2 separate regions of the Homo sapiens genome follow, and region 2 is linked to region 1. Evidence: chromatin loops called from intact Hi-C (ENCODE). Cell type or tissue: Caco-2. All regions are shown on one strand. Each heading gives the region's core, and the rest is flanking DNA. Links, peaks and the distances in the headings are about the cores only.

Region 1 (15,439 bases), core at 5,080-13,079:
CCCAGGTTCAAGTGATTCTTGTGCCTCAGCCTCCCGAGTAGCTGGGATTACAGGCATGCACCACCATACCCGGCTAATTTTTGTATTTTTAATAGAGATGGGGTTTCACCATGTTGGCCAGGCTGGTCTTGAACTTCTGACCTCAGGTGATCGGCTCGCCTCAGGCTCCCAAAGTGCTAGGATTACAGGCATAAGCCACTATGCCCAGCAATTACATGAGCTAGGCTTTCAAGGCCATTGTAATCAAGGTGTGTGCCAGCTCATGCCTGAAGCTACCCATATGGAAATATCCCAATTCCGGTCCCCACTGAGAGAGTTGGATCCTTGTCCACCAGCCAAGATTGAGTAACCAGAGAGAGCGTCTGATCCAAGGGTGTGGTTCATACTTGGGCAGCCTGAGACCTACAACTTGGACCCACATAAAAAGATAATCTGCATCAACCAGATTCCCTTCTGGAATCTGAAATTGAAAAACCAAAATGAGAGAGCTGGCAGCACAGGCAGATGCTAAAAGACTTGCCTCCAGTATTACCTTAAGGTAACGGAGGAACCAGAGAGTCCAGGGCAAGCCAAAACCATAAGTAAGCCAAAGTCATGAGTAGATAGAACGAGCTGGTCAATAGAGGAGCAAACACTCCACATAAGTGACAATAGCATGAGAAAAATAGAGACCATTCAGCCAAAACAAGAGAGGTGGAGCAGCTAGTCCCTGGATCTGCCTTGCAACTTGATATCTTGCCAGCTCTGGTCTAAATCCAGGTATAGCCTTACAGCCACTCATTGAACTTCTTTTCCAGGTGACTGTTTGAGTGCTATTCCTTGCTAGCTAAGAGCTAAAGGAAATGGATTCGACTAGGCAGAGCAGAGGGAAAGAGAAATCCAGGAGCCCAGGTTAGTATGGATGGCAGCATAAAGATGAAATTTCTCATGGACTCCTCAGGGAAGGGTAGAAAGGAAATTATTTTAAGTAGGAGACAAAAGCTACTGGAGCACCTTAAATTTGTAGGCCAAAGTGGTATTTGGTGAATGAATGAATAAATGAATGCATGTGAGTTAAAGCCAAAAAGTAAACAACTTTAAATAACAGGATTGAGACTTCAGACTTGATATCATAGGCAATAGGAAACCACAGCAGTTTGGAACAGGAAGCAGGAGCCATCAATATAGTATTTTTAAAATAATGAATTTTTTGAAAGACATTCCATTTTCCAATGCTGAAGCATGCGTTGTCCCAGCCCCACAATGATGGAGTGAGCATGTAGGAGTAATGTTTGGCCGAGAGAGGAACATGAAAGCAGCCCACTGGTAAATGGAACTGCAAATTAGAATGGCCTGAGGGAGGCTTCCGTCCAGACAGCCCAGAAGCTGAGAAAGACAGCCAAAGATATCTCGCCTAGCATGCAGCTGTGGGAAATGCTGCAACTCTTTCTGACTGTCTGGAAACAGCTATAAGACCACGTGCAAACTCAAAATCAGTTCTAAATAGGCCATTATGACAAGGGCTGTCAGCCCCCTATGGACTTCCATGTAGCACCCAGATGTCACATGTAGACATGTGACAGCTGACTCCTCATTCTCTCCACCAGGCATTTGTAGTAGCTGTCTGTTCATGGCATGTCAACTTGGACACAGATCTCAGCAACTCTTTGAATGCCTCGCCAAGATCCACTCATAGAACATTAATGAACAGTGGAGAATCTCCTGACAGTTTCATGAGGGAGAGAGAAGAAGGACTCCACAGCAAATAATTAAAGAAAAAAAAAAGACCTACTAGACATACATGTTCTGCAAATTCCTCCACTGCTGGACAGCCACCAAGTGTTTCTTTATCAACCCACAATACAGTTTAAATAAAGGCCCACTCCTCCCCCAGCACAGTTTATAGGGCCCACACTCCTTACGATGACAATTGAGGTTATAAATAAAGCACCTTGTTGTTTTTGCACACACATAGCAATAAACATAGGGCTTAATAGCTCCCAACATGGCCCCAGCTATGTCTCCTTGGCCCCATCACTTTGCTCTCTGGCCTCTGTTTCTCATTCTGTAACACAAGAGGCAGAAGTGGGTCCATTTGGGTTAATCCCATCCACCATCCAGTTCTCAATTTGGACTTTACATAGTGGAGAGTGGTTTCCACCCTAAGCAGAGGGGTTTTCCTTCTGCAAAGAACAAAATGAAAGAACTAGGGATGAAGAAGCCACTATATAACCTAGGCATTTGGGCAAGTGGGGGTGGGGAAGCTGGAGAGGAGGGAGGCGGGGCAGGGTCCCAGTGGCAGGGAGGGTGAGCTGAGCACTGGCTGCCCCTCCGCGGGATACGCAGTGATGAGGCCTGCCGAATGCAGAGCATGGAGGAGAAATGGTTTTGTCTGTGCAGCCACCCACGCTCTGACTGCAGTAAGGGTCACACCGGGCTGATGATGACTTTTTGATGGAGTGGACGCAGCACCCTGCAGGGGCCAGCAGTCTTTGGAAGAGAAGCGCTCAGCAGAAAGCACATCCAGCTCACCAGTCTGCTCTTCCCTCTTCTGCTTTCTTTCTCTCCCCACCCTCAAACCCCATCTGGGCTCACTGCAACCTCTGCCTCCCAGGTTCAAGTAATTCTCCTGCCTCAACCTCCCAAGTAGCTGGGATTACAGGTGTGTGACACCACACCCGGCTAATTTTTGTATTTTTAGTAAACATGGGGTTTCACTATGTTGGCCAGGCTGGTCTTGAACTGCTGACCTCATGATCCGCCTGCCTTGGCCTCCCAAAGTGCTGGGATTACAGGCATGAGCCACCACGCCCGGCCTTCTCCTCTCTTTTTAAAGTGTCTCTTCTGGGTGCCGTTTTCATTCTAAGCTATCTATAGCGCCTCAGTAAGGGAGAAGGGGGGAAATCCAACAACAGCCGCAGCCACGTGGCCAGCTTCTGTGGGAACACCTGTGGATGTGTGCTGTTCTGGGCAAGAACAGAACAAAGTTGCTTTTATGTCCTTCTTTCTAAAAGCCTTGTGTGCTTTAGAAGCTGGTTATTATTGCATTATTAAAGCCTCAGTGAGCCGAGGCCAAGGCGAGGGTACTCTACAGCTGTCCCAGGCGGCTTCAGCCAGTGCATACTTCTCATCCTGTGACCTAGCCTGACTCCTGGTTGTCATCCCATTACACCCCAGTGAGAGGGGAGCACTGGGGGAGGACAGAGATGCCAGTCCCTAATTGAAGGTGCCCTGGGCTTCTCACCAAACTGGTCCATCCAGTTCTTAGGAATTATTCTGAGCATAATCCATTTTGCCAATATTGTGTTTCTTAAAGCACCAGCAGCGTAAAGTGAGGAAAAACTGTTGCATAAGGAAATTTCTGAAACCGGATTTCCCTGGGTTTCAGCAAGCACTTGTTCAGGAGAGGTTGGGAGGACCAAATGTTCAGCTTTGTGTGTGTCATGGTTGGGGGCCGTAGACTGGGGACAGCCTAGGGCATTGTTTGCTAAGGGCAAGTTTGCTCCAGTTAGTTACAGATTCCTAGTCACAACACCGTGAGCTTTGTCATCTATCCCAACCTCAACTTTCACAGAGGAGGAGAGGAAACGCACAGAGGCAAGGTGACTGGTCGAAGGTTGCACAGTGGATTGGTGTCCTGCTCAGATAACCGCAGCCTAGACACATGCTGAGCACACGTGGCATTCCTTCTCCAGGTCTGTAAGCACAGATGCCCTTCAAATGGCAGTGCCAGTTTAAGGCTAGTGTTTGGAAAGACAGGCCCCCAGAAGGCATGGACTGTATTTTTCCCTGGTCCTTATGGGACACTTCAGCAAGGTTCAAGCACACTTAGAAACTTATACCTACAGACAAACCCCAGAAAAAAGTAATCAGAGTCACATTCTCTAACCAGCTCCAGTACACTTATTTTCATGCAAATGTGGAGAAACAGCCCAGCCTAAGAGGGAGCAGCATAACAGAACAGCAGAATGAATGCCACCATAGAAGTTTGTGCAGCCCATGGAATCCATAAAAGGCCTGGCTGCGGGGCCCACCAGGGGCTGAAATCCGGCCTGCCCTCCACTAACTGGGCACTGCCCAGGCAAAATGCTCCTCATGTTTCTGGTCTCAGGTCAAGTTTACCCTTGAGTAGTAAAGCTTCCCTCTTTACTGGCCTTCCTCTGCACTTCCCCTTCTACCTCATTCCTGTCCTATCTTCTAAAAGCGTCCCTTAAAAAAAAATTATGTTTTTCTGTTTTACTTTTTAAGCTATAACCACCAAAGTAGTGATGAGCCCTTCATGCACTGCAGTGTTTGAAGCCACTGAGCACATCTTCAGGTCTATTTCACCTCTAAACATGGTCTTCCCATAGTGCATCTGGCTACCTCTGATCACATGCCACTTCCTCCAGGAAGCCTTCCCTGACCCTTCCCCCCTCCCCCACACATCCCACCCCAGTAAGTGAGGACTATCCCCCACCGCAACCTAGGCTAGGCATGCCCTATGGGAGCTCTGAATATGTTGTTGCAAAATGATCTATTTATAAGTTCATCTTCCCCTTAGATCTGCCCTGTTCAATGTGGTAGCCACTGACCACGCATGCCTACTGAGCACTTGAACTGTGTCTAGTCTGAATAGGGATGTGTTGTAAATATCAGATACATACTACATGTGAAATAGTATGAAAGAGATAATATAAAATACCTCAATGATCATGTTTCTCTTGATCATATGGTGGAATAATATTATAGGCTGGGTGTGGTGGCTCACACCTGTTATGATAGCACTTTGGGAGGCCTAGGTGCAGGAGGATCACTTGGAGTTTGAGACCAGCCTGGCGCAACACAAGGAGACCCTGTATCTAAAAAAAATTTTTTTTAATTAGCTGGGCATCATGGCAGGTGCCTATAGTCCTAGCTCCTCAGGAGGCTGAGGCAGGAGGATTGCCTGAGCCCAGAAGGTTGAGGCTGCAGTGAACGATGACTGAGCCACTGCACTCCAACCTGGGTAACAGAGTGAGACGCTGTCCCCAAAATAAGCAAATAAATAAATAAATACATATTTTTAAAAATTTAAAAAAGAGAAACAGAAAAAATAAAAATTAAACAAGATAATATTAGAGAAATATTGAGTTAAATATATGATTAAAATTAATTTCTTCTATTTCTTTTTTTAATGTGACTACTAGAAAAATGTAAATTACCTGTATGGTTTGTATCATATTTCTATTGGATATCTGCTTAGACTATAAGCCTCTAGAGGTCAGGGATCATATCTTACTCATCTTTGCCCTTCCAGCATCTAATACAGACACACATTTGGGTTCTAAGACAGCATATGTAACAATACAGGTGTCACCTTGTGTTGTCACTCTTGCTGCCCACCTGTCTGTCTCTACCAGGATGCTTTCCGCACCTTGGCACAAAGACTGTGCCTCACCTATCAAGTGCTTGGCAAGAGGCAGGTGCAGAATACATGTTAGAGAATGAAGGTAAAGTAAGTATCTGATCTAAATATTCAGGGAGAAAAAAACTTATGATTATTATTTTTAATAGAGATGGGGTCTTGCTATATTGCCCAGGCTGTTCTCAAACTCCTGACCCCAGGTGATCCCAAAGTGCTGGGATTACAAGCACGACCCGCAGTACCTGGCCAATTTTTTAAAAACTTAATCTTGCTTTAATTGTACTTGGGAACCATAGATGTGATATTGATATCTTACAGATAGAAGAACAAAGTGGCTGTAATACCCTGGGTGGGATCTTTCCAAGTTAAGACAAAGGAAGCGCCAGTACATCAGGAGACAGAGTGGCTGGGTTCCAAGGCCAGCAGGCTGTTACGCAAGGGGGAAAACTTCACACACAGTCAATAATTAGAAAAATGATTCTGGGCTGTGGAAACAAACACAGGACAAAGTATATAGAATACAGAGACTAATATTCACAACAATATCAATTAATAGCTTATCATACCCTCTTGAGTACTGATCAATTTGATGTGAATTTCAACTTTAAAAAATCTTAATTTTATTTTCTGAATATAGAAATAAAACTGGCTCGTTGTTTAAAAAAAAAAGGCCCTAATCTCACAATTATATAGAAATGTTTAAAGCAAAAAAAGTCCTTTGTGATACCACTCCAAATGATAATTCAATAACCACTAGTAATAGGTTGGTGTTCTTCCTTCTAGGTTTTTCCTTTATAAAAATTCTTTTCTCTTTATTTTTATATAAAAATAAGGTTATATCCTAAGTATCATCCTGCAACTTAACTTTTGAAACATATGAATATATTGTCAACATCATCCTATGTTAGTACCTATAGCCCTATCTCTTCTTTTAGCTGGAGCATAGCATTCCACTTAGGGAAATACTCCCATTATTGCTGGACATCAGCAATAAAGACAGGCACTTTTTTGTTATTATAAACAGACTGCAACCAACATCCTCGGACATGTCTTTGCAGCTTTTATGTTTCCATAGGAACAAAAATAGTTTCATTATGCCCTAATGAAGACAGTGAAGCAGATCAGAATTGGATCACCTATATTAAAAAAAGAAAAAACAGATTGCAGTGGGAAGGGAGAAAGGGGTTCGTGAAGATAATGGTAGATATTTGGGCTTTGCACATTTTTATAATAATGAAAGAAAAGTCCACTTAGCTTGCATCTCACCTTCTACCTCCATAATTCTAAAGTATTTTTTTAATTTAATTGGAATTAATTTCATCTAAAAATCTCAATTTTGGATTAACCTATGTGAAGTTCAAGAACATTCTCTTACCTGTATGCTGGTAAGAACTGCAATTGGATATATCCTTCTGTCTGGCATCCTCTGGGTCAGTTTCCACTTTTTCCTATTGAGGGACTTACAGGTTCTTTAGTTACACAGGTAACTGTGGTTTGAAATTTAAAACAACAGTATGTCTTTCATAATTCTCCTGAGAAAGAAAAATTCCAACAGTAAACAACGCCACTGGGGTTTCTCCTCCCCCACCAGCTGCATCAAAATGCTGTCCTGGCTTTGTCTTATACTAACAGGGTAGACCAGTCACTAATCTCTCTGAACACACGTCTCCCAACCTGTAAAATGGTTGCTACCTGCTTTGATTCATAACTGTCAAAATTAGAGATAATGTATGTAAAGTACTAGAACAAAGTACATGTTCTAATAATGGGAGCTATTATTTTCAATGGAAACTACTAGGATTAAATAGCCAGAGAAAGAGATAAAAGCAAAAGGTGGTAAGGAGAAAGGAAAATCCGAAGAACGTTTGTAGTAAATTTCAACATTTTTATTGCAGTAACTTTGATACGTGTTTTCTATGATGCTGGGAACTAACATCTCTTAAGCGAGCATTATCTGCCTGCTTCTGTACTAGGTATTTTACATATGTTGTCTTAATTCTAACAACAAATTTGTAAGGCAAGTAGTAGTGTCTTCCCATATTATAGATGAAAAAACTGAGACTCAGAATGTGTAAGTGGCCTTCTCAGATTCATCAATGTGGTAAGTAACAAAATTGGTATTAAAACTCAAATCAGTTCCAAACCTGTGCTTGTCTACTTATCAGGCTGTGACTACTGCAGCAGGCCTCATGATGCCTTCACGGTTTCTTATCTCCTGCACATTTTTCTCCACCTGGTCTCACTCTGATCACAATGGCAGATCCAGGGCCTCCCTCTTCCACTGACAGAAAATCAGTGCAAACTGACTCACGCACACCAAGGACAAAATGTGTTCATGGTCATGACAAGTCTAAAGGTAGACTTTGGCCTCAGGCTTGGCTGCACTCAGGGGCTCTATCTTCCCCATCTTTCAGTGCAACTTTCCTCTGAGTTCTGACTGGCTTTAATTTCACAGGGCTCTCTCCTCTGGATAGAAACCTTACGACCCATGACCCCGGGGGTAGGGAGAGGAGCACCCTTTCTTTCTCCCAGGGTCTATTTTAACCATATCAAATCTTAGTGAAAATCCACATGCCTATTTCTCAACCAATCACTGTGGCTTGAGGGGTGCCACGTCCTGCTGGCCAGGCCTCCCTCTCCAGCCCACTCCTGTGACAGGTTCAGCCTTACCTGAATCACAAGGAATGATGCCCCGTAGAACAGAGCAAAAAGGAAGAGCAAAAGAAGTCCTCAATAGAACAAAGCCACAGATAACCTCTGCAGAGTTCTTGTTGCTTTTTACTCAGCAACACCTCTCATAAACCCAGACTTTTGCCTTAGAAAAGCTCCTACTTTAGCTCCATAGGGACTGATTTCATAACTGCTTCTTTTTTGCATGTATTTCTTCCATCATTATGTACTATCTCTATGTGATGTCTAAAAATACCAAGTGGACATGGTATATCCTGCTCCTTCTTCCTGCCCAAGTTAGCAAAATAGCTCTGTAATTTTCAATGCTTTTGGCTACAATTTACAGAAAATGTAAATTTTCATTTACAAATGAAAATGATCAAAATGGCTTCGACAATGAGGAAAATGTCATTTTACACACGTTAAGAAGTCCCAAGGTAGAGCAGCTCCAGGGTTGACTGAGTCTCCGTGATTGAGGCTCTTTCCATTTTTCCTCTCTGCCATCCTCATTGTGGCAGCATTGTCCTCAGTGTGCTCCCCTCAAGACTGCAGGATGGACACAGCGTCCTGGGCACCACCGCTAGCCTGCAGTGGTCAGGGGAGAGCCAGTGAAGCTGGCAAGGAAGGGAGAACCTAATCAAGGCCAGTTCAGAGGATTTAAGTGGCAACAAAGTATAGGGTGGACTAGGGGAGCGAGATCCGGATTCTGAGAGCTTGATTAAAAGGCTGTTGTAATAGGGCAGAAATGCAAATATGGAGACTGAAGAAAGAATGGAAAGCAGGAGACACAGATGGGACTCATTGCCCTAAGAGTCTGAGTTCTATAGAGAGTCAAACACCGAACTGACTTGATTAAAAAATCAGATTTCAGAATACTTAAAAAAAAACTTTTTATTACTTTTCTTCAAGCTCATATCGTAAAACACACCATTAGGATAAATTGGAAACGGGACCCCAGGACAATGGCTGTCCGTGTGGGATCTGAACCACCATGAGAATTTTACTTTTATTTGTATTTATTTATTTATTTTTGAGATGGAGTCTCGCTCTGTCACCAGGCTAGTGCTCAGTGGCACCATCTCAGGTCACTGCAACCTCTGCCTCCCGGATTCAAGTGATTCTCCTGCCTCAGCCTCCTGAGTAGCTGAGATTACAGACACGCACCACTATGCCTGACACATTTTTGTATTTTTAGTAGAGATGGGGTTTCACTATGTTGGCCAGGCTGGTCTTGAAGTCCACCTCGGCCTCCCAAAGTGCTGGGATTACAGGTGTGAGCCACCACATCTGGCTGAGAATTTTACTTTTAATAAGATGTTCTCTCTTTGTTCACCAGACTGTCTCTAATATTAGTTGATGTGTACAGAACATAAATATTTGTTAGGATGCAATAGTCCAAATTTAGATGCAAATATTATGTTTAAATTGTAACAAAGTGATTGCTTTTTAGTGACATCATTTCAAGGAATTGGTAACTTGGTTTTTCATTGGTGTCTTGGCCCATGAAGGATGAGCTTCAGTGGACAGAAGACATGATGACACCCAGTTAGCACCACAAGGCCCTCTCTCCCAGGCAGTCCAATGTAGCAGGACGCCTACTCTAGTGCACGCTACTGCAGTTACCTCTGCTGGAAACTGCTGGTGAAACCACTGACCTGACCTGGACTAAGCACCTGAGACTTCTTGCTTCTCAGTTTATCCAGACAACAGCCTCAACTCTGCCCTTGCAGTTGCATGCTACATTCTGTCCAGAATGTTGAGAGCTATAGCTCTTTCTCTTCCATGGACTAGAGACCTCCCTTTCACCATGAGGTCAATGAAGCTTAACCTCAGGACCTGTCCCTTGCATTGGCCCCTTCCAGGGCCCTGGAGGAGTCTTGCCAATGTGTTTACATGGTCACCTGTCACTGTAAAATTTGCAAAGCTGATAAGGCTTTGCGATTTAGAATGCGGCCTCTTTCACTCGGATTCCCACTCCCTCACATAACTCTTTGGGTGGGGCAGCATTGGAGGGGGCTGCAGGCATTTCTGGAATGCAGTTAAGGGAAAGATGAATGAGTGACAAGTTTAGCTTGTGTTCATGAAGATATATATTTGTGTAGGTCACAGCCACCTCTACGCATAGTTATGTTACTGCCAGCCATTCCAGAGCACAAATGGCTTTCTGAAATACTCCCTGTCACCGCTGTGCTGACGCACCCACTGCTTAGTATCAGATGCGAGGCTGGAGGTCATGGGGAAATGAGAACGTGTCCTTCAGCTCCCAGCACCGGTTACAGATGGAAAGTGGAGGAGAAATAAAGTCTGAAATGTATCAAGCCAAAGATTGTATATAGAGAATTCTTTCAAACAGCAGATGTGGAAAGTTGTAAGTGGAAGATTCAGTTCTCACAACACCTCATCAGACTGCAAACTCTCTCTTATCATAAAGATGCCTGAAAATGTAGTGTATACAATTACAAAAAAATTAGCCCCTTTTGCTGTTATTTTGAATGAGAGTTTTGAGAAATAGTTTATGAGAATTCCTACGTTTGTAGCACATGTGCTCTGAGCAGAATGGCAGAGTACATGCCCTATAAACCTGTGTACCTACATATATGGAACAGTTAATATATGACAAAAATGATAGACTTTTTTTCAAATTTGAAAACAATCATAAAAATTTTCGGCCAGGCGCGGTGGCTCACGCCTGTAATCCCAGCACTTTGGGAGGCCGAGGCGGGCGGATCACAAGGTCAGGAGATGGAGACCATCCTGGCTAACACGGTGAAACCCCGTCTCTACTAAAAATACAAAAAAATTAGCCAGGCGTGGTGGCGGGCGCCTGTAGTCCCAGCTACTCTGGAGGCTGAGGCAGGAGAATGGTGTGAACCCGGGAGGCGGAGCTTGCAGTGAGCCGAGATCGCGCCACTGCACTCCAGCCTGGGGGACAGAGCGAGACTCCGTCCCAAAAAAAAAAAAAAAAAATTTTTTTCATGACATTCCCAATTACAAGTTGGAAAGCTAAAAGACAATTTTTTAGAAGTATCAGTAATAAAAAAAATTTGTGATCAACCATTCCAGAGAAAATGTTAAATTATCTTTCTCTTCTCTTTAGGTAGTGACATCTCAAAATTATAATAAAGAAGTAATCAAAGAGTTTGCAACCCAAAGATGTTTTTTAAAAAGGTTTTTGGAGCAGTGGCAGGGAGCTAATAAAAATATTTCGCTATTTTTCTGGATTTGTGATATTTGTGCCAACACGTTAAAATTTTTAATTTCTTGTGATTCTCTCAATCTAATAAGGCCAGATATGGTGGCTCAATACCCATAATCCCAGCACTTTGGGAGGCTGAGGCAGGAGAATTGCTTGAGGCCAGGAGTTCAAGACAAGCCTGGGCAACATAGCAAGACCCTGTCTCTACAAAAACATTTAAAATTAGCAAAGCATGGTGGCACATGCCTGTGGACTCAGCATCTTGGAAGGCTGAAGTGTAGGATCCGTTGAGCCCAGGAATTTGAGGCTGCAGTGAGCTCTGATTGTGCTACTGCACTCGAACCTGGGAGACAGAAGGAGACCGTCTCTTAAAAAAAAAAAATTAAAACAGATAAACATTCATATTTGTACCTAATTCTTAACTTATAATTTTGGTTCTTTTTTTGACAGAGGAAACTCCAAATTTAAAAAGCTTCAGGCCCCCAATAAAACCTGGATCCACTGTTGGTCGAGGGAGAAAGGGAGGCAATATTCAAGTTCTCATAACTGGTGAGTCTGTGTTTCTGTAGAAGTTCCCGTTACAAGGAAACAGGAATTAGTCCTTCAGAACTGAAAAACTGATCTTTAATCAAGCCAACAAAGGAGTCAGCCTGAATGGTGGCAGACACGAATTTTTGGTTTTTTTTTGTTTTTCCAGCAGATTGAGAGAACTTGGACAAGTTATTTATCCTTGAAAATCAGTCTCATCACTGGTAAAACGAGGTTTTGGGGTTAGATGAACTGAAAGTTCCCTTTTAGTGCTATGTTTTTTATTTTCACAGCTAAGTGTTGCTATGTCAAGGTATTCCATTACTTACTATGGAGAACACAGAAGAATGACTCATGAATTTTTAATTTGTAAATGACTGCTGCTAAGTTTATGAAACCCTATCATTCTCATAAGTAGGTTATACATATTCCTCATATATTATTTCACATCATTCAATTATTTAACAAATCCTTTTTTTCATAACAGGGCAAAGGTACACTTTTGTGCTGCTTCCTCTAAGTAGTCGGGAACTCTGCAGCAGTGGAATCCAAAGCAATTAAGCTTCCCTGTTACAACTGTACCACCACCTTCATTTCTGCATGCCTCTTAATTTTTGAGCTACCTTATTATATATGTGATCCTATTTTATCTCCACCACATTCTTAGGCGGTAAATGGAGCAGGGATAATAATCTCTATTTAATGGATTTCAAAACAGATGAAAAAGCGTTAAATGAGTTTTCTATGAGTTTTAGTTGGGTAGAAACAAAAACAATTGGAATATGGGTCTTCAGATGCCCACTCCCACTATGAAGGTCAGCATATAGAAATGTGTCTAGCATGGAAAGGTGAACACTCTGGTTATCACCAGTTACTGGCAAATATTAGCTAAAGCCCTAGGACTACATGAAATGGGGAAATAGGTGGGAGCATAACGCACAGGAAAGATGAGGACCCCATTCAGCCATTGCTGGGAACAGATCTGAAATTCATGTTCAATATTAAAAGAAAGCCAATTGAGAGTGGCCAGTCCCTGCAGGAAAATGAAACCTGGTCCTGTCAGCTCCTGCCAGCTTCAGTGCACAGCTAAATGTGCTTGCTGAGTGACTAGTAACCACCAGCTAGCCCAGAGACTATGGAGCACAGATAACACATCTAGGCAAAGACTGGCTGGCTAGTGTCGCCTCAGCCACACTGATCTGTTCTCCAATGAATGTTTGCTATTGGGCAGTTTATTCCAAGTATAGTTAGAGAGGCCAGAGGGGCCATGGGAAGAGGCCACATGCACATCCGCACCTGTGCCTCTCAGTGTGTCCCTGCCTGCGCAGGAGCCTGTTCAAATATTGATCAAAAGCAGCTTTGTCACAGGCGCTGGAAATGGGAGCTCCTTCTGAAACACGGACCCACTTAACCAGAAAAGGAGTGGTGTTTCTAAGAACTGTCACTTTGAGAATTCAGCTTGGAAGGTAGGACAGCTCACAGATGTTGTATAAGATCCTTGAATATGAATTTGGTGACTAGCTGTCTTGCAATATTTGCCAGCTATTTCCTTTCATATACATATTTATTTCTTTTCTTTTATATATTTATTTCAGATATATTTTCCTTTCATATGCATATATACATACACAGATATACACATATGCTCACGTATATATACACGCACACATAAATATGTTTGAAACCTCACTGAGAGAAACATCCAGAACACATTTTAGACATAAGGTGACATGGCATTCAGCTCTGAGCCCAAGTATATGTCAGCTGAGGCCTGCTATGGTCAGGACTCCCTTGCTGATGAGGTCTGTCCAGCATAGCAGTCCACACTGTCCTCCACAACGACACCAGACCACCAGAGACACTTGAAGTCACCAGTGCAATCAAAATTTCAGTCCTCATTAGCACAATAAAATTCAAATGTAGTTAAAGTGAAAACTACAGCATCCAATTGCTGATTCTGACTTCTCAGAGATTTTAATGGAGAAAAACACATCTTGGTTTTATTATCTGCCCGAAAACTGATTTTTAAAGTCTCTTCCTGCCTTACATTTAACACCTCTGGTAAAATTATATTGTTTAGAGTTCCTTGCACATCTATGCTATTTCATGCCCTTTGCCAAAGATAATTTACAACTATGAGAAAGGGATGGAGTAGGAAGAGATGACTCCCGCTTAATGAATGCTGTCTGAATGCCAGGGTCTGTACAATGCATGTGTCTTTTATACCTCCAATATTAGAATGCCCACTTCCCAGATGAATAAACTGAGAATCCTAAAGGTTAAGCAATTCACCTGAAGTTACACAGGGAGTTAATTCTTGTCTGCTCAACCCCTAAGACTTATCTCCAAGGGCCAAATCTGTGAGCTGTGTTTATGACAACTAACAATTTGTCAAACCCTGGGGGTTCTTTGGCCCTTTGCAAGCGAAATCAGTCTGCATTTGCAGGTTGCTCAAATGTTCACAAGTCCGACATTTCACCACAGAAGGCAGACTCATAAAATATTTTATGCAGTAAAACTGCTGATAAAGGCTTATCTTCTAGATAGGACCCAAAGAACAGACAGTTCATTATTTTTCTAACTGTTCCTTTATGTTAATGAACCTTGGTCAATGTTCCAGTAGTGGCATAAAAAATCTGGGAATGTAAATAAAAGACTTGGCCCTTTTCCTTGATTGTAGGTTTGTCATTTAACTTTGCTATGTTCTACTTTCCTTGTCTATAAAACAGGTACAATAATCATGCTGAAGGTATGATGAGACTATATATATGAAAGCTCTTAGAAAATGGTATTCAGGCTATTCAGGTATCTTGGCTTTCATCTACTAAATACAGACATGGTGTGAAATAGACACATACTTGTACAATAATAGCTGATGTTGACATTGACTGTTTACTGTGTACAGACGCTGTGCTAAGTGCCTACAGTCACCATTTCATTTCATCCTTTCAACACTGTGGGATAGGTATTGGTGTTATTCCCATTTCACAAGTGGGAAAAAGCAAGGCATGGAAAGATAAGTAACTCTCCAAGTCATACAGTGGGAAAAGGTGGAGTCAGGTGGAATTTCAACCCAGGAGGCTTCTTTTCAGAGCCTGTGCTGTTAACTGCTATCTTATACTGCCTCCCATATATAAGTACAGTCATATGTCACTTAACGCTGGGGATACATTCTGAGAAATGTGTACTGAAGCAATTTAGTCCTTGAACAAACATCATAGAGTGTACTTACACAAACATAGATGGTATATATGTTTTTATTTATATATGTTTTCATATGGAAAACCAAATGTCCCAGCACAATTGCTGAATATCAGTCATTTCCCCTGCTTGAGCTGCAATGCCAGTATCAAGTCCCATATATCAGATTTCTACATATGCTCCCTTATAATCTTATGGGACCATCATATATATATATATATATATATATATGTGTGTGTGTGTGTGTGTGTGTGTGTGTGTATATGTATATATGTGTATATATATACATATATGTATATATATACACACACACACACATATATATATATAGTGCATGACTGTATAATAAAATGACACTGGACTTTAGGAGGCTGAGGCAAGCAGATTGCCTGAGCTCAGGAGTTTCAGACCAGCCTGGGCAACATGGCAAAACCCCGTTTCTACTAAAATACAAAAGAAATTAGCTGGGCATGGTGGCA
Region 2 (15,439 bases), core at 4,786-12,785, 160 kb after region 1:
TGGACTCATGGGTCTGAAATTAGTGTTTTAAATCCCGAGTTTGTGTCTGAAGGTCAGCTGGAGAGCTGTTTACATGTCTGTAAGCCCCAGAGGGCTTATTTGCACAGTGTACTTACCTAAGCAGGGCTGGTTACAAGCCTCAGAGGCCCCAAGAGGGCTTCCCAGGCCTGGCCAGCAAGAGCACAAACAGGGAGCCATGGAGGACTGTTGTTGCCGAAGTAAGTTTTCAGCTTCCAAAAACAAGTCTTCTGATTTGCTACCAAGCCTTTCGCCTTGTTTATGCCATCAGGCTCCTGAGTCTCAGCTTTCCCCGTGGGGCTAAAGTCTTCACTGCAGAACTATATTTGTCATGTGTTTGTGTTTGAGGCAGATTGTCAGCCGCCCTCTTAGACGCTGTCTCTGAGCTCTGCACAGGCCAGAAAGGGAGAGACGCAAATTGGCACCAGGATGTCTGGGGTTTATCAGATGCTTCTTTCTTTCAACCTAATGACTATGTTGCTTCAGGGGCTGCCCTAGGGGTGTATGAAGACAGCTGAGTTTCCTTTATATCTGTTTATTATCCGCTTTCTTTTTAAAGGAGTTTTGAAGTCTTAATAATTTGGTACATGGTTGTGTTTTGCTAAGATTGTGGTGAGGACTTATGGCTCAGTTTTGTTTTTATGTTAGTATAATTGGTCTAGTTCCTGCTCCACAAAGTGTGGCTGGTGTTAAAAAAGACTATCTAGCACAGAGTATTATTTGGGGTCTTTGGGATGGAAGTGGTGGTGAGTAGTATTCATGAGCAATATCAAATACAGAAAACTCAATTTTTCTCCATAAATCAATGATGGTGATGGTGGTACTAGTGGTAGCAGTCATGATGGTAAGATGGTGGTAATGATGGTGGTGATGGTGATGACAGTAATGATAGTAGTGCTGATGATAATGGTGATGACGGTGACAATTGACAGTGGTTGTGATGATAGAGGTAGTGTTGAGATGATGGGGATAAGACTGTTAGTGGAGGAAGAAGAGGAAGATGATGGTGAAGAGAAAAGGAGGGAGGAGTGGTAATGGGGAGGGACATATTTCCATTATCATGATCCTAGGTCTGTGACTGACTCTTAGCCTGGAAGATTGCCCAAAGTGGATTCCCTTCCATAGGCTACCCCATTAACTCTGGCCTTGCTAGCATTCAAAAACATCAAGTTTTTGTAGACAATAGCAGGATCCAAAATGAGAAAAACACAGTAATTTCTCACAGAGCTTCCCAGTATGAAGATTGCTTGGAGAGAGTTTGATCATGTGTATGAGTCATTACTTGTTAGCTCACCTTGGCAATCTTTAGATACAGAAAGAAGATACCAGTGGTGACTACTGTGCTTTTTACCCAGTACTTGCTTGAGGAGAAAAAGCAGGGATTTTGGTGTTATACGGATGAGGGTTCAAATTTCAGGCTTTTCATTTCCTACTAACTTGTCCTCTTTAAGCCTGACTTTCCTCATCCGTGAAATGGAAATGACATCTACTTGACAAGGCTGGGCAAATTAAATGAGACAGAGCATGGCACGTAGTTCTCAATGAATGTCACACTCTTCCCAGAAGGGGAGGTAATGACGCTCCCGGCAGTTTTATGCTTACTTTCTGCTTCTCCTAAACCTAGATATTAGCTAGGACTAGCAGGCACTTCCTACCCAAAACATTTTTCATGAGTCACCTATTTACTTATTAAGTAAAAATTAGATTTCTATGACTTAGGATCAGAAAGCTTCAAACATCAAAACAATAGTTTAAAAGAGAGAGAGAGAGAATTTAACCACTCAGTTGGTTGTTTTTTCAACTGCTGCCCAGCTGGTTTTTTCCACTAAATGGATTAATATTTTGGTTAACTTGACCATTTAAAATGATTCTATAACTTTTTTTTTTTACGCTGTCAGGATGTTTTCCTTGATATCTGGCCCTAGTTCTCTTTGCTTATGTCATTTCATCATTACTCCTACTTATGCCGTCTGGTACCTGAATTAAAACATTTAGATTCTATCTTTTGAATTTGTGCCTTTCAAATATTTATAAACCATAATCATGACTTCATACAGCCAATCCTATACATATTTAATTTTTTTATGAAGAAGTCCTTTTCCCCTAAATTATTTATTTCCTCTCTGAAATCTTTCCAAAGTTGTTTTAGCCTTAAGATGAAGAGATGCCCCCAAGTGGATTGTTATCAGACAGACTCTAAAAAGTAGTTGTTGTGAAACCTGGGGTATATATTAAAAGTTCAGACTTCTAGCCCTCATCACCAGTGATTCTGATTCATGGTTCTGGGGTGTGGGGCCCAGGAATGTGCATCTTAACAGCACCCTCCTTCCCCTCTCCCCCACATACAATATCCTCTACCCAATTTACAGGTAATTTTGGTGTGAATTCCCTGTAGAACACACTTGAGGCACAGTGCCACCTCACAGTTGACTTGGGAAAGCAAAACAGAAGACATTGGTTCCTGCTTTCTAATGGGGCATTACATTCAGACCTGTTTGCTTAAGATTATAGCAAAATTACCTTGACAGAGTTTTGAGTGTTTCCAAGCCTTCAGTCAAATAGTTACACTGTCTTGGTTTACTGCTGCAGATGGCTAAGCGAAGTTTCTAGAAGGCTATCAATTTTCCCATCTCTTTAGTCTTTAGGTCTGGGTTGGTAGAAGAAGGGTTGCAGAAGGGCACTTTATCTACCACGCCGTGTCTCTAGAAATCTAGCAATTTTGAATCCTGTATTACTATTCACATTTCTTTTTTGTAAGAATATGATCCAGCAAATAACTAATAATAATTCTTCATACTAGTATAGCACTTTGTGGTTCATAAAATGTCTTGACTTTCATTGTGTCATCTGATCTCCAGAATAGCTCTGGTTAAGGTAAGTAGGTGAGGTATTACTGTTTCCATTTTACAAATGAAGAAATGCTCAGAGAGAATAAGTAACTTGCCCAGGGATTTACAAAAAGTAAATGGAAGTCCTAGGATTTAACAATTATGGAATCTTTCATCATCTCTGCCTTAAGGTTGCACTTCTCTAGACTGTGGTATTATCAACCCTATAGTCTGAATGTTACAAACTAATAAATAATATATTTACTTCATTAAAATATCTATTAGTTAGCTGCTTGGAATGGGTAGAAAATATTGAAGTAGAGAATTTTTAACCTACCCTTTAATTACTGCATTGATGTTATCCATGATTGTATAATATTGTTCTTAATTCCTCTAAGTTTTATTTTGAAAGCTAAACATAAAAGACAATGGCAGTTTGTCATGTTGAGAAGAATATAATTATTAACCTCATAGGTTCATCCCACAAGTAATGATTGTCATATGGACCCTGTTGGCAGGAGAGGGAAGATGAGAGGTCTCCCAGCTCTTAGTTAAGGCCTAGGCCATGGGTCTGGTGTTCCCAGTCGATGGATCATAATTCATTAAAATTGTATATTGGACACTGGCTATATCCAGAGTCTACACATTAGATAATATTAAAAGAACATAAAAGGAATATAAATGAATCCAGGTGCTAAGTGACTTGGGAGTCCTTGAACTTGTTGCTTTTACCTCCATTTATTTATTTATTTATTTATTTATTTATTTATTTTCATTCATTCATTCATTCATTGAACACATGTTTTATTGAGCACTTACTGGAACGGCACACTGTGCTGGGCACTGGTATTACAATATTGGGCAAGACAGAATCATCCCTACATCATGAGCTAATAGTCCAATGGGGGACACTGACAAGGATGCTGGCAGCCACAGGCAGTGGGATAAATGCTGTGGGAAAGGCAGGGTGCTGCACATACACTAACAAGGGGCATCCAGCCAGCCAGCATATTAGGCCTAGTATTTTTAAATGGATGTAGATTTATTGGGAGTGGCCTGTAGGGGGTGTGCTGAGGGCATGGCCCCTGGCCACTTTATCCCTTGGCACCCTGAGGGTGCTAGGAAGTCATTGCCCTACACATTTAGTTGCCTTTGCCTGAAATATTTTCTTCCTCTCCTCCCTTAGCTAAGTTCTAGTACCCACACATCCCTACAGGCTAGGGAGCCCTCTCTGTATTGTTATATATTCGACCCCTGTGTACTGCGACATCCTGTGAAAATCCTTGAACATCATCCTCATCAACCTCACTGTCCTTCAAGTATCTCCCCCATCAGTCTTTGGGCACTCCTAGATCAGGGCGATCAGGGCCTGTGTCATTTACCTCTGTATTCCCTGCACCAAGCAAATGCTTGGCACATAATAGAGGCTTAATAAATGTTTGCTGAATGCACAAATGAATGAATGACCCTAACCTTTAATATCTGGTTGATGAGGAGGCAGGAAACTGAACATATACAAATAAAACCATTTGCAAACAATTAGCTACAAGTCAATATTTCAATGCATCAAATCAGGTAGCATTCTTTTTCCAATATTTACAGTGCACCTTTTTTACCCAGCATGCATATTCCTGGGGGTCGTGGACTGCCCCCAACAGGGATAAAATGGGTGTAAATGTTATGTATACTTAATTTCTTTAACAAGAAAAGTATCAGAGGATTACTTGGAGTCACTAATGGTACTACCCCGGTAAAGAGTAAATCATTTTGAAGTTACTGTATGCTATGGTTTGAATGTGTCCTCCAAAATTCATGTGTTGGAAATTTAATCTCCAATGCAACAGTGTTGAGATGTAGAACTTTTGAGAGATGATTAGGTCATTAGGGCTCTGCCCTCATGAATGGACTAATGCTGTTATTGGGGAAGTGGATGAGTTATTGCAGGAATGGGTTCCTCATTAAAGGATGAGTTCCGCCCCCTTCCTCTCCCTCTCTCACACCCTCTTGCTCTTCCACTGTCTGCCATGGGGGTGATACAGCAAGAAGGCCCTCACAAGATGCCAGCACCTTGAGAGTGGACTTTCCAGCCTCCAGAATTGTGAGAAATAAATTTCTTTTTTTTTTTTAAATAAATTACCCACTCTGTGCTCTTCTGTTCTAGCAACACAAAATGGACTAAGACACCATGGGCAGGGTCTCTGAGAAATATGAGTTGAATAGAAAAGTTTTCATCAAAATGCTGCTCAGTTGCTGAGGTAAAAGCCAACAGGGCTCAGACTAGGGTGAGATGAGTGAGACCAAGTCATACAAGTTACAGGATCACATTTTGTCTTTATTTAACTTTTTTAGTGCATCATGATTAATTGCATTAATTTTTATTTATTAAAATATCAATTATTTTGATTGCTGAGTTTTTTCACTCTGCCCCCACAGCTCCCGGACCTGGGGGCCCCCACCCCGTGAGCTCTGCCTTCCTGATACACAGATTACAGGGGAAACTCAGACTCCCTCTGCAGGAGCTGGATGTCAGTTATCACCAGGGCTCAGCTGCGTATCCCGAGGGCTCACTCTGCTTGCCTGATTCACCTCCCTTTCCAGTTTTGCCTTCCCTTCTTCCTCTAGCAGTCTGAGCATTCTGCACCTCCCCCTCCCTGTGCTTCAATGCCATCTCACCCAACATCCACACTAGGGCTGCATGTTCTCCAGAGCCTGCTCCATCCTTCCCTTCCCTTCTACCCACAACTGACTTGCTTTATAATGGAAGAAGCGTTTTAATGCCTGCCATGAAATCCTGTCATCTGGACAGGAAGGGCAAGCTCCCTGGCTGAATCATCAAGAGGAGAGCACCTGCCTGGAATAAGGCTCTGAATCTTCTACAGCTCTCTTTTCTGTTTCCCTTCCTCAGAAGTATCCCCTGGACACCGCAGAGGCTGTAGAACCAATACTGCCTGCACTGGCCAACTGTGGGGGCAGTGGCTTCACACCCCGTGTGTGCTGCAAACACACTCAAATCTATGGCCTGTAATAATTTCTGCACATCCCTGTGTTGCTCCCATAGGACAGATAGAGGCACAAAGGCCCTGGCTGATAAGTCGCATCAACTGATCACATAACCACTCATTGACAAAACAGAGATTAAACCTATATTTTTGACCCCCCACCACCCCCCATCCTGTGTCCATTTCATTATTCCATAAACATTCCCCTCTACCACACCCTACTTCCCCCTCACCTGCCCACCCCTGCAAAGTCACTTGATCTCTTGGTGAATTAGCATGAGCCAACATTGATGTTTTAAAATAGCAAATTTTCAGGCTGAAAAAAGTCAAGATCATCTTTAAGTCCCCAAGGACATATGCAACCAGTGATAGAAAAATCCTCTCCCACTTCTCCCCCTCCAGTCTGAATTGACTTAGCAACTTTTCTTCAGCTCCTCAGCAGAGCCTTTCACAAATTCCCACTTGCAGCACTGCTGAAGGATAGACATCCTGATGTGCTCTCAGCTGGACTGCTGCTGTGGGCTTCAAAAAAACAGATGCAGCAGCAGTGAGTGTGTGCCTGTATTATATTTCTCAAGTGAACATCTTCAGAAGCTGGGGACATGTGTTTTCTAGCCCAGCATGTAGGATCTGTGGCCCCTGAGGCTGTGGGAGGGCAAAGTCCTGTAGAGAAGCTATTGTTTTCCTTGCCTTTGCTGATAGCATGAGATCAGCTAAATGATGGTGGCAGGTATCCAAGACCAAGAAAAAGAGTAAGTAGGGGTACAGTAATGGGAAGCAGTAAATCGTAGGACATATTTGTAATCTAAGCAACAAAAATCAAGCATTCTCTGGGAAATGCATGAAGCACTGAATGCTTGAGTGCCTAATGGGTTTTGAAGCCTCAGTAAGTTTATGTGGATGGGTGCCAAGAGCAAACAAATCACTGCAGCCACAAGCTGCCTCACTCCATATCCGAGATGCATACTGAGAATGACTGGGAAGGCTACTTGGTATGGGAACCCTAAAGCAGTTAGGATGGGGAGGCCCCCGGGGAAATGCTATCCTTAGTGCTCTCCAGGAAGCATCATTTACAACTTCACCATTGGCCAAACACTAATATATGTGCTTTACATATATCATCTCATCGAAGCCTCATTATAACACTAATGGGTTAGGTGTTATTACACCCCTATTTTAAAGATGAAGGAAGTCAGACTCAGTTAAGATCATACATCTATTAAGAGGTAGGGCAAAATCCAGACTCAGTCTTTTCTGATTCCAAAGCACCTGCTCTTAACTGCCCCACTTTATTGCCCTCAGAGCTCTTTGGTACCAATTACACCAGGCATTCCTAGCTACAAGGCATTGTTCATTCATTCATCCATTCATTCAACATCCAGCAATATTTCTTGAGCATCTGCATCGTGCCAGGCCCTTTGCTAGGCCCTGGGACCTCACTGATGAAGGAGACATGGACCCTGTCCTCATGGAACTTGGAATCTAATGAGTGAGTGCCAGGGTCTGGAATGGGAGTTAAGGACTCACTTAAGACTGGGCAGGTTGTATCTTGCACAAAGGCTCTGCACTAAGGGGGCAAGTGGGTACTGAAACCCAGCTTATATTCCACTAAGCTATGTGCCCACAGAGCGACATCTTCTAGAGGAAGCAATTTAAAAAATTTTTTCCCAAAGAGTAATATGGGCTATTCTGGAAGTACCTGCCTCCCTTAACTTTTCTTTCTTTCTTTTTTCTTTTCTTTTTCTTTTTTTTTTTTTTTTTTTTTTGAGACGAGTCTCGCTCTGTCATCCAGGCTGGAGGGCAGTCACGCAATCTCAGCCCACTGCAACTTCCACTTCCTGAGTTCAAGCAATTCTCATGCCTCAGCCTCCCAAGTAGCTGGGATTATAAGTGCAGGCTCCCACACCCATAGAAATGGGATTTCACCATGTTGGCCAGGCTGGTCTAGAACTCCTGGCCTCAAGGGATCTGCCTGCCTTGGTCTCTCAAAGTGCTGGGATTACAGGCATGAGCCACTGCACCTGGCTGCCTCCCTTAACTTTTCAAGCCAGTGTCACCCTGAAAGACATCCTCATGCACAACCTGCAGTGTGTAGGGAACATGAACGCACCAGGTAGACTCTGGACAGTAAGGAGGTCAGCAGCAAGTCCAAGAAAGTGTACTCAGGTCTGTTTGGCCCCAGTCAATGAGGTCCACATTCACCTTCAGGAAATCCTGGCCAGTCAACAATGATTTAAACCAATCCCTTCACCACCCCCAGGCAAAGTCCCTGTGTAAGTAAAACTTCCAGTGATTCCCAAAGATAGTATCCCCACCTCAGCAGACGGTGGAGGCCCCTGCTCGGCCCTGGACCTGCAGGCCTTCTTCCAACAACTGTCAGACCCCACAGGAATGGAAAGGAAGGCTTCTGGAGACACATACTGGAGGGAACAAGGGGACAAAAAAGGCAAGCTGACATCAACCCCAAACCCCAATAATTCGGAGGAGAGTATCCCTGGTAACAGAAACAGAGACAGAAGGAGGTCTGCGGGAAGAAAGATGAGTTCTTTATGTATGCCAATTTTCACATGTTAAACATGCCATGCCTTCTATCCGTGGAGCCTTCACATACAAGACACTATGTGCGATATTTACAAAAGCCCTAACCCGATTGCCTTTTTATAGATGAAGAAATTGATATGCAGAGAAACAAAATAATTTGGCTTAGGTCACATAGCTAGGAAGTGGCAGAACTAGAAAGTGGCAGAGGTGGGCCCTCTTGATTCAAAAGACACTGAATCAATGTGTAGTCTAGCTTAGAAGTCCTCGGCCTGAAGATAAAGATGAAGGAAATGAGATAAAGGGAATGAGGCCAAGAAACAGTGAGGCAGATGGAGAGAAGGGAAAGAGAGGTACAAAGGTAGTGGAGGATGCACCCTAATAACTCCTCACAGATAAAGCAATACAGCTACTGCGACCAGCTATCAATGCAGTTCATAAATGCAGAGATCATCAGAGCAGGAAAGGACCTCTGTGCTCCCAGCCTCCCCGTGTTACAGCTGAGGAGTAGAGGGCCAAGGCATCTAGTGGCTTCCCCAAGGTTCTCCAGGCTGCTGTGGAGGCAGAGCCATGGCCACGGCCCTGGCCTCCTGGCACTCAGGCCTAACAGCTTCCATCAGGCTGTACCACTGAGATTATCATCATCAGTGATGATGGTGCCATTAACAGCCATGGCCACCACTATCTGGTTTTTTAGCACCAGCCACCCTGGCAGCCATCTTCATTTTGTGACTTGAAGAAAGCACTGCCCTGGTCATGTGAGCACAAGAGGAATGGAAAATTCCAGGTCAGGGAACAACACACCCTCCAGGCATCCTTCTCCACCAGCCCTGCCTTCAGAGGCACCAGGCCCTTTTGTCCCACCACCAGTTAATATTTCACTTGGGTGAGACTTTAGAGAACAAAGAACACAAAGCTGGCCTTGAGGGGCCAAAGGTAAGCAGCCCATGGTTCCCGATTCGGCTCATAAATAAGAACAGGGCAAATGTACTTTGGATAAGGACGCGCTCAGCCTCCCGCAGAACAGCTGGGGAAGCTATTCATAGGAAAGCGTGCTATTTGCGTCTGCCTGGCATTTGAATGAGGCTCACCTAACTGTGCCTGCCCTCCCCACAGATGTGAGTCACGCTCCCCACTCACGAGTGAGGAGTGGCCAGGGGCAAAGGAGAATTGCTTCTCGGCTCAGCTGAGAGAACTGTGGGGGCCAGGAGCGGCACTGCCAAGGATATCTCCCTCCCCCGGGCAGGGAGGGCCTCCAACTGAGGACACTTATTCTGTAGTGATAGAGCCTGATTCCCCTCCATGTGAGAGAGGTGCCTCCTTGGACCCTGCTACTTTGTCCCTTGGCCCTTGGTCAAGCAAAGGGGACAATTCTCAGCCCCCAACCCCTTGCCGGTGGCTTTGACTATCTTCTCACATCTCCAGTACTCGGGGAAAGCCAGTCAGAGCAGCGTGGGAGGCCAGTTCTAGTGTCACGCTGCCATCCTCCAAGTTCTACTGGTCCCTGGTCTCTAATTGCAAAGCTTACGTGCTGTGGAGGTGAAGTGGGGGTGATCCCTCCCCCTTAAGCAGCACTGCCCACTTCTGAAGGTCATCCACCAATGCTCCTGCCTCCTGTAGCATCCAGTGAAGTTCTGGGCTGGTTCTGAGCCGAGGGTGTGCCGGAAGCAGGGCTCATTATGGTCCAAAATAACCTTGGGAGGTCAAGCCCAGGCCTGGGCATCCCTCATCCAAGGAGCCCTGATGGGGGGGTCTCTCAGGGCCTAGCCGAAGAGTCAGTTCCGCTCCATAGCAGCACTGATGGTTCAGGTCAGTCCCAGGCCCATGAGAAAAACTCCAGTTCTGCACCAAAACACAGTGGCCTTTGGAGTCCATCAGACTCCAAGCATTAGGAAGGGCCAAGCTCTTCTCCCATTGGTAGTTCTCACACACCTGTGGGTCCAGAGAGGGGCTACCCGCCATGATCCTGGGAGCTGTGGTCTAAGGGATCTCTGTATACCTGAGTATGCTCAGCTGCGGTTTGGTGTTTTTTATTAGTGAATGGCTTAGCTCCTCAGCTGGACCATAAACTTCTCAAGGGAACATGCTGTGCCCTTATCTTTGTGTGCCTGCATGACAGCACACAGCCAGCATGCAAACCATGACCTCATATGCACTTAACACTTGACTATATCTCTTTGGCGACTAGACTCTACTCCTTTGGACAGGGACTTCTTAATTCTGTATTTCTGAATGGCCTAGTGCTGGCTGTGACACAGGGTAGTTATATAATTGATGGTGTTGATTTGAATTGTCCAGTTTGAATAAAGAATTTTCTAAATGAGTCGACATTATGACACAATGGATATAGATGAGACCATTAATGCATTTGAAATTTACACTAGTGGACACATGATGGTAGATGCTATAGATACAGGAACCCATGCAAATTCCAACTTTGAGAAACTAGTAACCTATTTCGAAATTATACCTTCTCCTGTTCTTCATGGGCAAAGATGATCCAAGCATGGAGGACATGACATTTAAGCCTTCTTCCCAGTGTAAGGGATGTGCCTTCAGCTAAATTTTTCTCTCAGTCAACATTTATGGGCACCTACTGTGTGTTAGGCACTGTACTATGGGCTGAGTATTCAAAGAAAAACTAGGCACAGGTGAATCGTAAATGGAGAGCTACGGGTCTAGTGGGGCTGAAGGCACTTTCTCAAGGAACTCATGGCACTGAAATAGCTGCTGCTTGAGAAGTATGGCCTAAGCTCCATGGGAGTGAGAAGGGATGAATTCTTCCTGGGGCCAGGAAGGGAGGATGAAATCAGGAAAGGCCTCCCAGAGGAGCAGATGTTTGAAGGATGGACAAATCCAGATGGACAATAGAGTATGTATTCTAGGCTGGAGGGTATTAACCAAAGCATGGAACCCCCTCAGTTCTTTGGGAGGAGAACAGTCTCCTCTGCTCTCACTGTAGCTGGTGGCTTGATTGCTGACCAAGGTCAGGGTGACACCTTTGGCCAAAGAATGGGGCATTTGCTTCTAAGTCAGCCAAGGGCTCTTTCTGTCTGAAAATAGCTGCCTGAATTCATTTCCCCAATTAGTCCCAGAGGCCAAAGATAGGAGCAGGCTTTCTCCACCAGCAGGGCAGAAACTGCAGCTAGAAAGCCGGCCCTGCAGCATGAGGAACCCCTGGGGAGCTGGCAGGAGACCTTGAGGTCTGACCGGCTGTGTTTGGATGGACCCTCTCTAGCTCTTTCCCCGTCATGTGACTGAAAACCTTATCATAATGAAAGCTGTAAAAATGCCAAACTTTAACCTTATTAAAGTCACACTGTTCTGGTCTTGGCAACCATAATAGGATTTTACAACTCAACCTCTCTGACTAGAGTCCTTGAACAGCCCAGGGTCTGTCAGGGTCCGTGATGGGTGACTTAATGCCTTCAGGGACTGGTGCCCACCCACATTCCCACCCTCCCTGTGTCCATCCACCACCCGTGCTCACCGTGGCCTTCCATATGGCCTCCTGTTTTGTTACTCATAGAAATGGAGAAATTTCCACTACCATGGACCCCAGGAAAAACATATGAGCATACCCTACAGCACTTACCAGCTGACATGGTATTTTCCTCCGGATTAATGAAGCACAGTGGAATTTTAGCAGTTGCTGTAATGATTAATATGTCAAATCCATATTGCAGGAGAGGGAAACAGGAAAGCGATGTGAGAACCTAGGAGGGGGGAGGAAAAACAATGGGAAGGGAAGAGAGGTAGCAAAGCCAAAGAAGGACAGGGAAGGAAGAGAAGAACAAGGGAAGGACAGGGCAAAGTGGGGAGAGAGGAACACGGACTCCCACAGGGGTTGGATCAAACAGGCTCGAGCACATTTAGGGACTTCCTCCTGCCACATTGGTAGGAAGGTGGGTCAAGTCAGTTCCTGAGGAGAGGTCTCCCAGGAGCAGTTATTAGCATAAGGTTCTACATGTCGGGAGGTCATGGACCTTGAAGATTTGAGGAAAGGTATGGGGTTTATCCCTAGAAAAAAAATACACATAAAGGGGTTTACTAAGCCCCTAAACCTCCATGAGAAAACACAAAAATGAAAAAACCCTGGGTTCAGCTGACGGTGTTTCTGGAGCTGGGACTGTGTCATCCCTGTCAGCATCCCCTCTCCATGTGATGCCTTTCAGAAACAAGTTTGGAAAGATGACAATGGCGTCAGCCACAATACACATTCTGTTTGCTGAGCCTCTGTCTTGCCCTGTGAGCGCCCACCCTCTCCTCCCCACCTGCAGGCCCACCGCCATGCAGCTCCCAGGATGAGGTCATGCTTACTCACAGGGTCCCTTCCTCCAACTCTAGGCAGTCCAGTGCCCCTACATGAAGTGGTGTCCATGCTGTGCGTGAACATGCTCCGCAGTCTTGAGACCATTACACGGCTGGACAAAGGAATGCCTGGCCAAGCCACCAATGGGAAATACTTTGCAATGCAAATGAGTCCTCCAAAGCCAAGCATTCCCCTCTCCTGCTAATTACTTTTACCTGGTTGCATTAGAAATCCTGGCCAACATGGTGAAACCCCGTCTCTTCTAAAAGTACAAAAATTAGTCAGGCATAGTGGCACACGCCTGTAGTCCCAGCTACTCGGGAGGCTGAGGCAGGAGAATCACTTGAACCCAGGAGGCAGAGGTTGCAGTGAGCCAAGATCGCGCCATTGCACTGCAGCCTGGTGACAGAGTGAGACTCCATCTCAAAAAAAAAAAAAGAATGGCTTCATATTCTGTATAGTCAGGAGCTGGCTCAATGTTAATGTCATTGTCTCTCCTGAAATCACCTGTCAGTGCAAGAGACCTCTGAATTTCCTTTCTTATTTCTTGATCTAAGCATGTATATAGTGTCATGGGCCAGGTTAATTAAAGCTCACTGAATATCACATACTATCCTCTGAACAATCATACGTGTTGCTTCTTTAAAAGCAGGAAAGAAAAAATCAGGTTCTATATGGCCTACCAAGCTTAAATCGTCTCTGTGATGGGAACTGTACAAAAGTCAACAGGTCAACAACAAACACTAGTTTACATACTCAGTAGGTGAAAGAGTGAGCCAATTCATAGATTTCATTTCTGATTGTATTTTTTAACATTTTATTTTCAAAGAATTATAAATCCACAGAAGGTTGCTAAAAGGTGGAAACAACTCAAATGTCCATCGATGGATAAATGGATAAATGTGGTACAGTGGTCCCCCCTTATCCTGGGGGGATACATTCCAGGATCCCCCAGTGGATACCTGAAACTGTGGATAGTACCGAACCCAACTGCTGTCAGTGGGAACACATTTCTGTTCACATATTCCACCTACAATTTAACGCCTTTTCCAGCTTAACTAAACACTTACCAGTATTGTGGTCGTAACTTGCGGTTTGAGGTGTGACAGCAAAACTAGCACGAATTTCTTTTTTCCCTTCACAATTTCACAGATAGAAGATTCATTCCTAACTATAGATCTTAGCAGCCTCAGCATATCATTTTTTTTCTTTCCTGAAGCCGAGAATTTTCACCTTTTCACTTAAAGGAAGCACTTTATGGTTTCTCTTTGGTATATTTGAGTTGCCAGCATCACTACACTTGTGCTTTGGGGCCATTATTAAGTAAAATAAGGGTTACTTGAACACAAGCACTGCGATACTGGGGCAGACAACCTGGCAACAAAGATGGCTATTAAGTCACTACTGGGTGGAGAGTGTAGACAGAGTGGACACGATGGGCAAAGGGAGGGTTCATGCCCTTAGCAGGATTCAGCAAGATTTTATTATACCTCTCAGAACTACTCACAGTTCAAAAGGTATGAATTGTTTATTTCTGGAATTTTTCATTTAATATTTTTGTATTGCTGTTGACTGTGGGTAATTGAAACTAAGGAAAGTAAAATTGTGGATAAGCAGGGATGGGCTACTATACATACAGATAATGGAATAGTATTCAGCCTTAAAAAGGAAGGAAATTCTGATATGTTTCTATGACATGGATGAACCCTGAAGACACTATGCTAAGAGAAATAAGCCAGTTACACAAAGATAAAAACTCTGTGATTCCACTTAGATGAGGCACTTATACGAGTAGTCAAATTCAAAGAGACGAAAATTTGAATGGTGTCTGTCAGGGGCTGGGAGGTGAGGGGAATGAGGAGTTGTTTCATTGGTATGAACTTTCAGTATGGGAAGATATAAAAAGTCCTCTGGAGATGGATGGTGGTGTTTGTTGCATAATAATGTGAATATATTTAAAGCCAACAAACTGCGCCTGTAAAAATAGTTACAATGGTACATTTTATGTTATGTATATTTTACCACAATCAAAAATTGACAAGAAAGTCCCACAGACACTTCACTAGGCCAATCCAGTGTAACAGCTTGCATGACTATAATACATTATCAAAACCAGGGAACTGACATTGGTACAACCCAGACTCATTCAGACTTCACAAGTACTCGTGTGTGTGCGCGTGTGTGCGTGTGTATGTGTGTGTGTGTGTGTGTAGCTCTATGCAATTTTATCACCTGTGTGGCGCTGTTTCATCACAAGCCACTCTTTGTGCTGTCCTCTGTGGCCACACTTGCTCCTTCCTGACAACTAACCTGTGCCTCATCTCTATAATTGTTTCACTTAAAAAATGTTACAAAATGAAGTCATACAGTATGTAACCTTTTGAGATAGGCTTTGTTCACCACATAACTGCCTCGAGATCCACCCACGTTGTTGCATGTATCAATAGTTTATTCCTTTTTATTGTTGGATAGGACTCAATGATATGGATGGAAATGTTTGATTATATTTTTACATCTACCATTAATAAATTCAATTTTCTGTCCACATTAAGACCATCGGTGAATGGACTTGATTCCAATGTGACCACTACAGGAATGGCGTCCAAGGGGCTCACCAGAGCATCCTAGCCTCCACCCACCCATGCAGGGGCTTTTGTCTGGGCCATAGGCTGTTTCATTGAAGAAATGGGTCCTACCGGGCCAGCTGTTCTGCCTACTGACTTTCAGCTGTGGGGACCACAGTG

The links. A loop is a pair of places that touch in the nucleus more often than their neighbours do. Peaks named below come from ENCODE experiments on the same cell type or tissue, not always from the same donor. Only the 100,000 strongest peaks of a DNase experiment are listed, where the experiment ranks them.
Region 2: a loop joins it to region 1, with 9 times the contacts of the local background. A loop is called at or near these places in 2 of 110 quality-filtered maps.

The regions. Positions count from the first base shown.
Region 1 is chr1:116,308,943-116,324,381 of GRCh38, forward strand. LOC105378920 (a long non-coding RNA gene) reads right to left here. Exons shown (of 5, transcript XR_001738197.2): 3 at 6,741-6,897. Among named protein-coding and RNA genes, the nearest start is that of ATP1A1, 57 kb to the right of the region's middle. In Caco-2, for the core only: no CTCF peak of the experiment used is centred there; DNase peaks (open chromatin) are centred at 7,649 and 10,049.
Region 2 is chr1:116,466,074-116,481,512 of GRCh38, forward strand. LINC01762 (long intergenic non-protein coding RNA 1762) reads right to left here and starts at 12,753. Exons shown (of 4, transcript NR_125972.1): 1 at 12,708-12,753; 2 at 11,979-12,099. LOC112268235 (a long non-coding RNA gene) reads left to right here and starts at 13,149. Exons shown (of 2, transcript XR_002958352.2): 1 at 13,149-15,439. RefSeq lists a silencer at 5,242-5,477, enhancers at 9,187-9,331, 12,198-12,757 and a cis regulatory region at 9,252-9,265. In Caco-2, for the core only: no CTCF peak of the experiment used is centred there; DNase peaks (open chromatin) are centred at 6,476, 9,328, 10,441, 11,561 and 1 weaker place; H3K4me3 peaks cover 270 bases.